2 separate regions of the Homo sapiens genome follow, and region 2 is linked to region 1. A link is a loop called in an ENCODE intact Hi-C map of the cell type or tissue named here. Cell type or tissue: B cell. All regions are shown on one strand. Each heading gives the region's core, and the rest is flanking DNA. Links, peaks and the distances in the headings are about the cores only.

Region 1 (5,362 bases), core at 57-5,056:
AATTGGCTGGGCGTGGTGGCACATGCCTGTAGTCCCAGCTACTCGGGAGGCTGAGGCAGGAGAATCACTTGAACCTGGGAGGCGAAGATTGCAGTGAGCTGAGATTGTGCCACGGCACTCCAGCCTGGGTGACAGAGTGAGACTCCATCTCAAAAAAAAAAAAAAAATTAGCCAGGCATGTGGTACATGCCTGTAGTCCCAGCTACTCAGGAGGCTGAGGCAGGAGAATGGCTTGAACCCAGGAGGCGGAGGTTGCAGTGAGCTGAGATCGCACCACTGCACTCCAGGGTGGGCCACAGAGCAAGACTCCGTCTCAAAAACAAAACAAAACAAAACAAAACAAAAACCCAGTGTCAATTACATTGCCACTGCTTACAAGCCCCCTCTCCCTTCTCATTTCATGCAGAGGACCCCAAAAATGATCCCCAAAGCCCTCTGTGACCTGAAGCACCTCCTGTTGCCTCCCACCCATTCTCCTCCCCTCTCCTCTCCCTCTTCCTAATTTTTCTCTGCCAGGCCACTCTCTAGGCACGCTCCTGCCCCAGGGACATTGCACTGGCTGCCCTGTGCTATGTGATCGTGGAGGACAGATCACACAGTGTGTCCAAAGTGCAGTGAGTCTACAGCACACTATGTGTGTGTGCACAGCCAGGAGCCCAGAGAACCTCTTCTTTCTTATCTTCAGCTGTGTGTCTTGTGTGTCTGACATATGGGTCAAATCTGGATGTTTATGAAGTGTGCGTGCATATGGACACCATTGATTTCAAATGTTATTTGTGGCGGGTGTGTCAGCTGTAGGTCGCTGCTGAGTGAGGTTTGATGCCTGCATGTGGTTCGTCTGGAACAAAGACTCCTGGGGCGGTGCTGACTTAGGGCAGGCAAGGGTGTGTGTGTGTGTGTGCAGAGCTTGCCGGAACGTGAGCTGTTCATGCACGCGTGCATTCAACATTTGCAGAGTGCTTACTGTGTATTGGAGATGCCAGCAGTTCCCTTCAGCACTTGGTATCTGTCAGCTTGCACAGGGTCATCTGAGAGCATTTTGTGTAACGATTGAGCACGTATTGTTGTATCAGGCCCTCTGTTGGAGATGCTGGTTGAGTGCGGTCCAACCTGCAGGAGTCCACTCAAGCAGGCCCCTTCCTTCCTCCTATGGGGTCTCCAGCCCCATAGCCACCTCCTTCTTCCAGCACTGACGGGAAAGAAGGCTTTGAGCTCCTTCTGGATCACTGCTTTCTGCCCAAGACTGCACAAGTCAGAGTTTTCTGACTTGGAGGTTAAAAGAATAAATGAGCTCCAAGCTACAGAGGGGATCCTGGGAGCCTGGAGCTTACCAGAGATGGGGGGTGAGGGGTGCCCCCAAAAGGTCTAGATGCTTCATAGACGCCTATAGATGCAGGACTTTGAGCCCTGGCTGAGGGTCAGTGTGTTGGGAGGGCTGGTGCTTGGGGATCTGAGGGTGTTGGGTCCGGTGGAATGGACTTTGGGAGTGTAAGGTTTGAAGGATCTGTGGGCAGGGATTTGGGGGAGTGGGAGATGAGTTTTGAGTAGAGAATGGGAGATAATTGGATGTGCAGGGTTTTAGAGTATGAGAAACCAGAATTGGTGTATGAAGCAGGTGGTGGGAACCTAAGGCCAGATGATTGGGGTCTCAGGGTGGAGGCTCTGAAGAGGGTATGTCAGGGGAGGGTGGGGAACCATGAGGGGCTGGAAGTCTGAGGCCTGGGCATGGGTGAGTTTCGCCCCTGAGAGAGGCCTGGGAAGGAGGTAAGACTGGAGTCGGGGTGTGCAGGGTGGGGAGAGGGAGGGTGTGGTTCTCAGAGCTTAGAGACCCATTTCTCCATGCTCCATCTCACCCTCCCTCCCACCCTACCTATAACTCACTTCCCTGTGGCTCCAACGCCTCAAAGTATAACCACGCCCAGCCAACGCCCGGGGCACGCCTGCCAGCGCCCCAGGGCACTCACAGACACTCCTTAACACCTGCACGTGCCCCGCCCCTCCTCAGATCCGCCGCTCACTTAGCCCGGCCCCACCCCCATCAGATGAGGCTCCGCCCCCCCGGCCCCGCCAATCCCTCGCCCCCTCCACGCACACACCCCTGATCTTCCCCGCCCTCCTTCCAACCAGACTCCACCCCTCGCCCAGGCCCCGCCCTTCCTCAGACCAGGCCCTCTCTTCGCTTGACCACATCCATCCCCAGATTCCTCCTCTCTCCTGCCCAGACCCGCCCAACCTCAGACCCATCTTCTCCTTTCTACCTCCCCGACCACTCCCCCACCGCATTCCTAACCTCCACCTTGTCCCTTCTCACACCTGGCCCCGCCCTTTATCCTGCGCCCCGCCTCCTCCGCAGGCCGGACCCTTGTCCCTCCTCCTCTTGCCCTGGGCCTGCCCCTTCTTCAGACCCCGCCCCACTCCTCAGCCCAGGGACCAACCCCATCCTGCGCCTACTTGTCCTGCTTCGCCCCGTCCCCACCTATCCACAGACAATACGCCCTCTCAGCCCAGAACCGCTTCCCTTTCAGACTTGGTTCCGCCCCTCACGCCAGGGTCCCGCCCCAATCCGGCACCCCTAGCCCAGGCCCCGCCCTGGACCCACCTCTCTGCATAGCAGGCCCCTCCCTTTATCCCAGACCCGCCCCGGCCCTCCGTAGACCACGCCCCTCCGATTCCGGGCCCGCCCCAATCCTTGGTTTCTGGTCCCGGCCCCGCCCCTCCGCAGACCTGGCCCCGCCCCGCCCCCCGCGTCTCGGTTTCCCGGGCCTGCGCGCGCGGCTCCCGTCACTCGAACGCGCGACGGCGGGGGGAAGATGGCGGAGTCCGGCGGTAGCAGCGGTGGTGCTGGTGGCGGCGGCGCTTTCGGCGCGGGCCCGGGCCCCGAGCGCCCGAACAGGTGAGACCCGGCCCGCAGGATAGACCTGCACCTGTCTTGGAGCCCAGGAAACCTGTGGGCAGTCTTGGGCGTCCTGAGGGGTTGAGGGGAGGCCTGGCACGGCTCGAGGGTCTTTCGCTGAGAATTTGGACTTTACGGGGCCGTGGGGTACTGGAGGAGCCGAGGGCTACTGAGGGGGTGGCTGGAGGGGGGCTGGGTGCCCCAGGACCTCGAGGCGTCTGCAGGCGGCCCTAGGGACCTGAGAATCCTGGGGGTCTGAAGGGAAACCGAGGGGCTCTTGACTGTGGTGGGCCGTGGGGCAACTGGGGATGCCAAAGGGCCTGGGCAGCAGAGAGGGCCTGAGCAGGGGCCATGCCATGGCCAGTCTGAGGGTGGTGAGGTGTCTTGGGGGCTCTGAGGAAGGGGCTAAGGCCCAAGGCATCCTGGGAGGTGCTGAAGGGCCCCAAGGTGGCTAAAGGTGGTCCTGAGAGCGTGCTGAGGGGCGCTGGAAGGAGTAGAGACTGTGGGAGGCTCTGGGTGGGGGACTTAGGTGAATCTGGGAGTCTGAGATGGGGAGGCTGAGGGGGCCTGGGGTGGGTCTAGGGAACCTGAGGGGGGTGAGAGAACTCCAGGGGGTTTATAAAGAACATACAGAGGGTTCTTCTTTGGGGCTCCTCCCTTCCATCCCCATGGGGTCCAAATCCACATCCCCAACAGGCTAAAGGACTTACAGAAAGGTCTTGCCCTCAGACAAGGGGACAGAATTCACCCCTTTGGTCAGAGGGAGGCCCCCTTTCCCCATGGCCCAGTCCTGACATGGATTGCTTGAACGTCCAGGTTTGCATGACAATTAGTTATCATCAATAACTAATGATATGTGTGTGCATGCATTGTATTGGATTGTCAGAGGGAAAGAACACCTGCCTTAGGAGTGTGATCTCCTGCTCTTTTCCTATTGGGCAAAGCCAGACCCTCCCACCCCAGCTCCTCCTCTAGCCCAGCACCCAGGTCAGGCCAAGGAGGAAATTCAGGCTTTTTCTTGCTGGTGAGCTTCCAGGAGCCAGTAATTTCAGGCAACATGATAAATGATGAAGTTGTTTGATACTTACGTGCTGTGGAGTTTTGGACCTGTGGGCTGATTGTTGGAGGGAATGGCCTGATGGCCTGGCTGTGTGATTTGGTACTGAATGGAACACGCATGGGATGGGTGGGGAAGGGAGGAGGGATGGCTGGGCCAGGGCACAGAGGAGGCAAAGGCCCTGCCTGTTCCTGAGGATGCTGAGTGGCACCTTGAGACTTAGGTCTGTGGGCATTGAATCTGGTCTGCCAGAGGGGCCATGGGGAACCCAGGAGGTGTGTGTCCAGAGGGGTGACCAGCCTCCTGGGGTAGGTGTGGGGCAAGATTGTCCTGCAGTAGGGAGCCAGGAGATGTCAGAGGATTTTCAGAGATATTCAGGGAGTGGCCAGGGCTTGAAAATTGGGTATCAGTTGGCAAGTAAGGGACAGGGAAGAGGGACAGTGAACCCCAGGTCCCTGCCTTGGGCACTGGAGTGGGATAACCTGGGGCTAGGGCTTTTTTTATTTTTATTTTTTTGAAACCCCGTCTCGCTCTGTCACCCAGGTATCTAGGCTGGAGTGCAGTGACGCCACCAAGGCTCACCGCAGCCTCAAACTCCTGGACTCAAGTGATCCTCCCACCTCAGCCTCCTGAGTAGCTGGGACTACAGGTGTGCACCACCACACTTGGCTAATTTTTAAATTTTTTGTAAAGACCAGGTCTTGCTCTGTTGCCAGGCTGGTCTCAAACTCTTGGGCTCAAGCAATCTTCTTGCCTCACCCCTCACTAAGTGCTGAGATTACAGATGTGAGCCACCATGCTGGGCATGGCTCTTTTTTTATAAACAGCTTTATCAAGATATAATTAATTGCATGGCATACAATTCACTCATTTTGTTTTTATTTATTTATTTATTTTTTGAGACAGAATCTTGCTCTGTCACCCAGGCTGGAGTGCAGTGGCGCAATCTCGGCTCACTGCAACCTCTGCCTTCCAGGTTCAAGGGATTTTCCTGCCTCAGCCTCCTGAGTAGCTGGGACTACAGGTGCCCGCCACCATGCCTGGCTAATTTTTGTATTTTTTAAGTAGAGACAGGGTTTCACTGTTGGCCAGGCAGGTCTGGCATTCCTGAGCTCAGGTGATCCACCCGCCTCGGCCTCCCAAAGTGCTGGGATTACAGGCGTGAACTACTGCACCCAGCCAATTCACTCATTTTAATTTATCATTAAGTTTTTTTTTTTTTTTTTTTTTTTTTTGAGATAGAGTTACTCTGTTGCCCAGGCTGGAGTGCAGTAGTGTGATCTCGGCTCACTGCAACCTTTGCCTCCTGGGTTCAAGCAATTCTCCTGCCTCAGCCTCCCGAGTAGCTGAGACCACAGGTGCATGCTACCATGCCCAGCTAATTTTTGTATTTTTAGTAGAGACGGGGTTTT
Region 2 (5,362 bases), core at 279-5,278, 150 kb after region 1:
TTGACACAGGGACCACCTTCCCTTCCAAATATCCCTGCGTTTTTCCTGGCCTTGCAGCCCAGCTTGCATTTTTCTGGCGCCCCACCATGGTCTTTGGTCCAGGGCGCCCTAGTCCAGCTTACCCCATCCGGCTTCCAAAACCAGCCAAGCCCCGCCCCGGAGCCGAATCCCGCCCTTCGGTGCCCGCCGCCTCTCCTCGCCCCCCAACCCCCATCGAGCTCACGGTCGCCGTCGATGTCGTCGTCGCACGCATCGCCCCGGCCGTCCTGGTCTGTGTCCTTTTGGTCGTCGTTCTTCTGGGACCGGCAGTTGTCGCACGCATCGCCCCACTTGTCCTCGTCCGTGTTGCGCTGGTCTGGGTTCCGCACCAGCGGGCAGTTGTCCTGGATGACAGGGTGGGTTAAGGGTGAGATCAGGTCGAGAAGGCAAAGGTCACACTCCTCAGATTCCCAAATCTCCGAGGACGCGTCTCCTCCTCAAGGAACCTTTCGCCCCTCCTAGACCACGGAGGCCACGCCCCTCATCCAAGCCACGCCCCATCCCACTTCCCTAGGCCCCGCTCACAGCTCTGTCTTTTCTTTTTTCTTTTTCTTTTTCTCTTTCTTTCTTTCTTTCTTTCTTTCTTTCTTTCTTTCTTTCTTTCTTTCTTTTTTTTGAGACAGAGTCTTGCTCTGTCGCTAGGCTGGAGTGCAGTGGCGCGATCTCGGCTGACTGCAACCTCCGCCTCCCGGGTTCAAGCGATTCTCCTGCCTCAGCCTCCTGAGTAGCTGGGATTACAGGCGTGCACCACCACGCCCCGCTAATTTTTGTATTTTTAGTAGAGGAGGGGTTTCACCATGATGGCCAGGATGGTCTCCATCTCTTGACCTCGTGATCCGCCCGCCTCGGCCTCCCAAAGTGCTGGGATTACAGGAGTGAACCACCGTGCCGAGCCGTAGATCTACCTTTTCATTGGGGACCCCGTCCCCGTCGGCATCCGGATCGCAGGCGTCTCCGATGCCATCGCGGTCCACATCCTCCTGCCCTGAGTTGGGCACAGTCACGCAGTTGTCCTGGGGGCGGGCACAGAAGGTGTGAGGGGCGCGGTCATGAAGTCCCGCCCTCCCTCCTGCCCAAGCCCGCCCCGCTCCGCCCCCACCCACCTTACGGCACTGGCGCTCCGGGCAGCGCAGCTTCTCGTCCGGGAAGCCGTCTAGGTCAGTGTCGCGACCACAGAGGATCCCGTTGCCGGCCCAGCCAACGGCACACTGTGGGAGAGTGTAAGTGGGTGCCCTGGAGTGGCCGCCACCCAACCCCGCCTCAAGCCCAGCCCGCCCGCACTCACCACGCACGACCGCGAGCCATCGCGCTCTAGGACGCAGTCTGCATGCTCGTGGCACTCGCTGGGCGAGCCGTCGGGGCAGAAGCGCTGTGCGCGCCGCTGGCAGCCGGACGCCTGGTCGCCCACGAAGCCGGGCTGGCACGGGCCGCACTGGAAGGAGCCCTGCGCCGGAGCCGCCGGAGGTCAGCGCAGGCCGCCCGCCGCTCGCCCCACCTCCCGCGATCCTTTCTTCCTCCCCAGCGGGCCTTACCCGGGTGTTGATGCACACGGAGTTGGGGACGCAGTTATGTTGCCCGGTCTCACACTCGTTGATGTCCGTGCAAACCTAGGGGAGGGGAACTCAGAGGTCACCACCCCACGCAGACACCTCCGGACCTCCCACCTCCTCCACACTTCCTCCGCATCCTGCCTCTCCCCTCCATCCTGCCCCAAACCGATCAGCCCTGGCGCAGCGGACCCCTCCTCTCCCCACCCCTCCCGCTGGAAGGAGGCTGGAAGAGGAGTTTACTGGTAAACAAAATGGACGCCCCCTTCCCTTCTGCTCCAAAAATGGGGCCCCCACACCTCTCACCTGCTTGTTGGCCTTGGCGAAAGCCAGCCCCACGCCCTGGTGGGTGGGGCCGCTGTACCCCGGCGGGCAAGCCTCGCAGCGGAACCCCGGGCTGGTGTTGATACAGCGGACTCGGGGGAAGCAGGGGTGGGCGTTGCACTGGGGGAGGAGGGGCCACAGAGGGTCAGAGGGCTTCGAGCTGGGCCCTGGGGGCCGCACCTCGTAGTGTCTCGGATGTGGAAAGTTCAAGGGCCATATGCCAGTGCTTGGAGCTCTGAGATGGAAGCAATTGTCGCAGGGGTCAGGCACGACTTTGCCTTGATGACGGCAAGGGCGCAACCGGGAGAGGAGAGGAGAGCTGTTCCCTCATGGGCGAGGGGAGGAAGGATGAGGGCGGGCATCCCCAGCAGAGGGGGGCAGGGGTCGTCGGGGCGTGCGTGCCCGGCGGTGGCGGGGGGTCTGGGCGTGCGTTCCCTGGCTGTGGAAGGGTCGTTGGGACTGGCGATCCCCTGCGGCGAGGAGGGTAGCTGGGGCGGACCACCCCTGGCGGTGAGGGAGTCGTCGGGGCGGGCGTCACTAGCTATGTAGGGGGTTGTGGGGGCGGGCGTCCCGGGTGGTGACGGGGATGGTCCTTGGGTTGGGCGTCCCCCCGCGGTAAGGAGGTAGTCTGGCCGTGCGCCCCCGGAGGTGAGAGGCTCTTCGGGGCGAACACTCCCAGTGGAGGAAGGGGTCTCCCGGGCGGCGAGAGATTGGGGGGCGGTAGAGGGAGTCGTCAGGGCGGTGGAGTGTCGGGGCTAGCGCACCTCGTTGACGTCGGTGCAGTGCGAGCCGTTGCCCGTGAAGCCCGCGGGGCAGGGGCCGCAGCGCGCGCCGCTCTCCGTCTGGATGCAGGCCACGCCGGGGAAGCAGAAGCCGGGCGCGCAGTGGAGCAGGGGCCGCACGCTGGGTAGGCCGGTGCGTACTGACTGCTGCATCCCTGCGGGGGGGAGGGGGGAGAAGCGGCGGGGCTGATCGGTGGCTCGCCCGGGGGCAGAGCCTATCATGGCCACGCCCCGGGGCTGGAGGCTTCCCCTTCCCCCCCACCCCCCGCCCCGGGGCGGCCCGAAATCCTGCGCTGTCCGCGATCCCGCCCCAGAGGCTGCGCGCTCTGACCGCGGGGTCTCCCCGGTCTCTTCTCTGAGTCTCTGTCCCGCTTTTCTGCCCCGTGGCGTCTCTCACTTCCCCAAAACTCTCTCACCGCTTCTGTCTCTTTTTGTCTCTGTTTCTACACACCCCATCCCATTCCCGTTCGTCCGTCCACCTCTCCGTCAGCCTCCATCTCCTTCCGTCTCTTTTCCTCCCCAGCTTTCCCTGGCTCTCTGTCTCTGTCTCTGTGTCTCTGTCTCCCGTCTCTTCTCTCTCCCGACCGCCCCGCCGCGCTCACCGCACGCGTCACACTCCATCACCGTGTTTTTCAGGAACGTGATCTCCCTGACCTGCAGGGGTGGGATGGAATCAGCGGGGTCCCAACCTCTCCTCATCCCTCGGGTCTCCCCTCTCTCTACCCCGGGGTCCCTTTCTACAGCCTCTTTTCGCCAAGGACTCCCTACCCGCCGACCCCCTTCCCTCCCCATCTCCTCTCCACCTTCTCGGGTACTTCCTCTCTCCTCGCTGGGAACTGAGACCCCCTTCCGTTCCCTGGCACTCCCTGCCCCGCACCCGGGCCCCGCACCTGCTGCCGCAGCAGCTCCCGCACGTCCTGCAGCGCCGCGTTGGTTTCCTGCAGTTCCCGAAGCATCTGCGGGCCCAGGTCTGAGCCTGCGGCGGCAGGGGACCTGGTGAGGCGTCATGGGGCCGGGGAATCCCACCACCAACTCCCACCGTTGCAGCGAACCCGGACCTCCGAGGCCCCACTGCGCTCCTCTAGTCTCGGTCCCGCCACCTGCTTTCTGCGCCCGGCACGTCCCCTACGAACAGTCCGTGAGCCCCAAACAGCCTGGATCCCGGGCCTCTCACGGGTCCTACAGTCCGTTGTGGGGCCGTGGGCACGGCGCGGGTGCTAACGCGGCTTACCCAACGGGCTCTGGCCCTGTCCGGACGCGCCGAGGGCAGCCAGGGTGAGCAGAAGAACGCAGGCGGTGTCGGGGACCATGGCGGTGGCGGGGAGCTGGGTGGCTGCTCGCTTTCTACCGCCCACGAGGCCCGCGGGGCCTATTTATCCCCAAGGCACGGCCGGCCCCAGGGACGGCCCACCACAGCCCTGCCCAACGTCCAGCCTCAAGGTAAACAGATGGCGCTGGCCCCTGCGTTCAAGTCCCCGCCCGGAATGCCCCGCGAAGTCGCCCGCGGCTGAATCCGACATGGTGGGGAAACTGAGTCCCGGGGTCTGTGGAGAGAGCTGGTGGGGCAGGGAGTCAGGGGGTACTGCCCCCACTTTCATTCACTGTGTGTGTGCGTCTGTGTGTGTGTGTGTGTGTGTGTGTGACGGGGTGTGGCTGTATCGCATCCTCTTGCTTCAGTCTCCCATGTAGCTGGGACTACAAGCCCGCACCACCAAGTCCAGCTAATTTATTTTTATTTTTATTTTTATTTTTAGAGACCGGGTCTGGCTATGTCCTGCAGGCTAGTAGTCTCAAACTCCCGGCCTCAAGCGATACTCCCCACATAACTGGGATTACAGGATCCAGCCATAGCATTCAGCTCATTGATTGATTGATTGATTGAGTGCTTGCTGTATGCCAAACCTGAGTTCCAGTTCCAAACAAGGCAGGCTCCATGGCCACGCTCTCAGCTCACACTTCGGGAAACAGAGTCACCAGCGTCTGAAAAAATAGGTCCACCCACTATGGATCAGACTGACTGGCCCTCCACTCCTCCTGAAGTGCTTCAAAACTGGGTAAGTTGCTGGGTGCGGTGGCTCACACCTGTAATCCCAGCACTTTGGGAAGCCAAGGCGGGCAGATCACCTGAGGTCAGGAGTTTGAGACCAGCCTGGCTAACATGGTGAAACCCCATCTCTACTAAAAGTACAAAAATTACCCAGGCGTAATTCCTCCCTTGCACAATGGAGGTAATAAGTTAATAATTATTAATTAATGATTAATAGTAATGATGATTATGATGATGAATGGAAAATAGGGGAGGGGCAGTTGAGACCTGGGACTCTCAATTTTCCTGCCTCTGTCCAAGGAGGCCGCTTCTGGCCCCAACGCTGGAGGGCTGCAAATGACTCCCCCCAACCCAACTCATTGCTGGTGTTCCCTCCCCTCCCCATGGTCCCTCGGCTGGTGGAGGAGGGGACAGCGTTCAGGATCTTGCCCCAACCCCTGTCCAAGGGGACAGGCCCACTTGGTTTTCCAATCTGCGCAATGGGGTGTGAGGCCCCCATCTGGAGGGGAGCAAGTTAAAGGGCTCTAGCAAGGGGAGGTCCGGGGCTTCTGTTTGTCCAGGCTGTGCCATACCTTCCAAACTGTGCTCCAGCTGCTGTGGGAACAGCCTGTAATAAAAATAAA

What was found. Hi-C counts contacts between places; a loop is a spot of excess contacts. Peaks named below come from ENCODE experiments on the same cell type or tissue, not always from the same donor. Only the 100,000 strongest peaks of a DNase experiment are listed, where the experiment ranks them.
Region 2: it touches region 1 in a loop (6-fold over the local background); 3 of 110 quality-filtered maps call a loop at or near these places.

The regions. Positions count from the first base shown.
Region 1 is chr19:18,634,245-18,639,606 of GRCh38, forward strand. It overlaps KLHL26 (kelch like family member 26), which reads left to right and starts at 2,784. Exons shown (of 3, transcript NM_018316.3): 1 at 2,784-2,893. The coding sequence starts at 2,811. RefSeq lists silencers at 1,929-2,118, 2,159-2,238, 2,249-2,408, 2,459-2,968 and enhancers at 2,455-2,749, 2,708-3,222, 3,223-3,737. In B cell, for the core only: no CTCF peak of the experiment used is centred there; DNase peaks (open chromatin) are centred at 1,434, 2,507, 3,747 and 4,133; H3K4me3 peaks cover 1,659 bases; H3K27ac peaks cover 2,154 bases.
Region 2 is chr19:18,787,268-18,792,629 of GRCh38, forward strand. It overlaps COMP (cartilage oligomeric matrix protein), which reads right to left and starts at 4,038. Exons shown (of 19, transcript NM_000095.3): 1 at 3,924-4,038; 2 at 3,583-3,668; 3 at 3,295-3,346; 4 at 2,675-2,847; 5 at 1,893-2,030; 6 at 1,572-1,646; 7 at 1,325-1,483; 8 at 1,143-1,247; 9 at 945-1,052; 10 at 224-383. The coding sequence starts at 4,002. RefSeq lists enhancers at 2,618-3,197, 3,198-3,778, 3,779-4,357. In B cell, for the core only: no CTCF peak of the experiment used is centred there; DNase peaks (open chromatin) are centred at 404, 1,564, 2,914 and 3,784; H3K4me3 peaks cover 2,565 bases; H3K27me3 peaks cover 4,655 bases.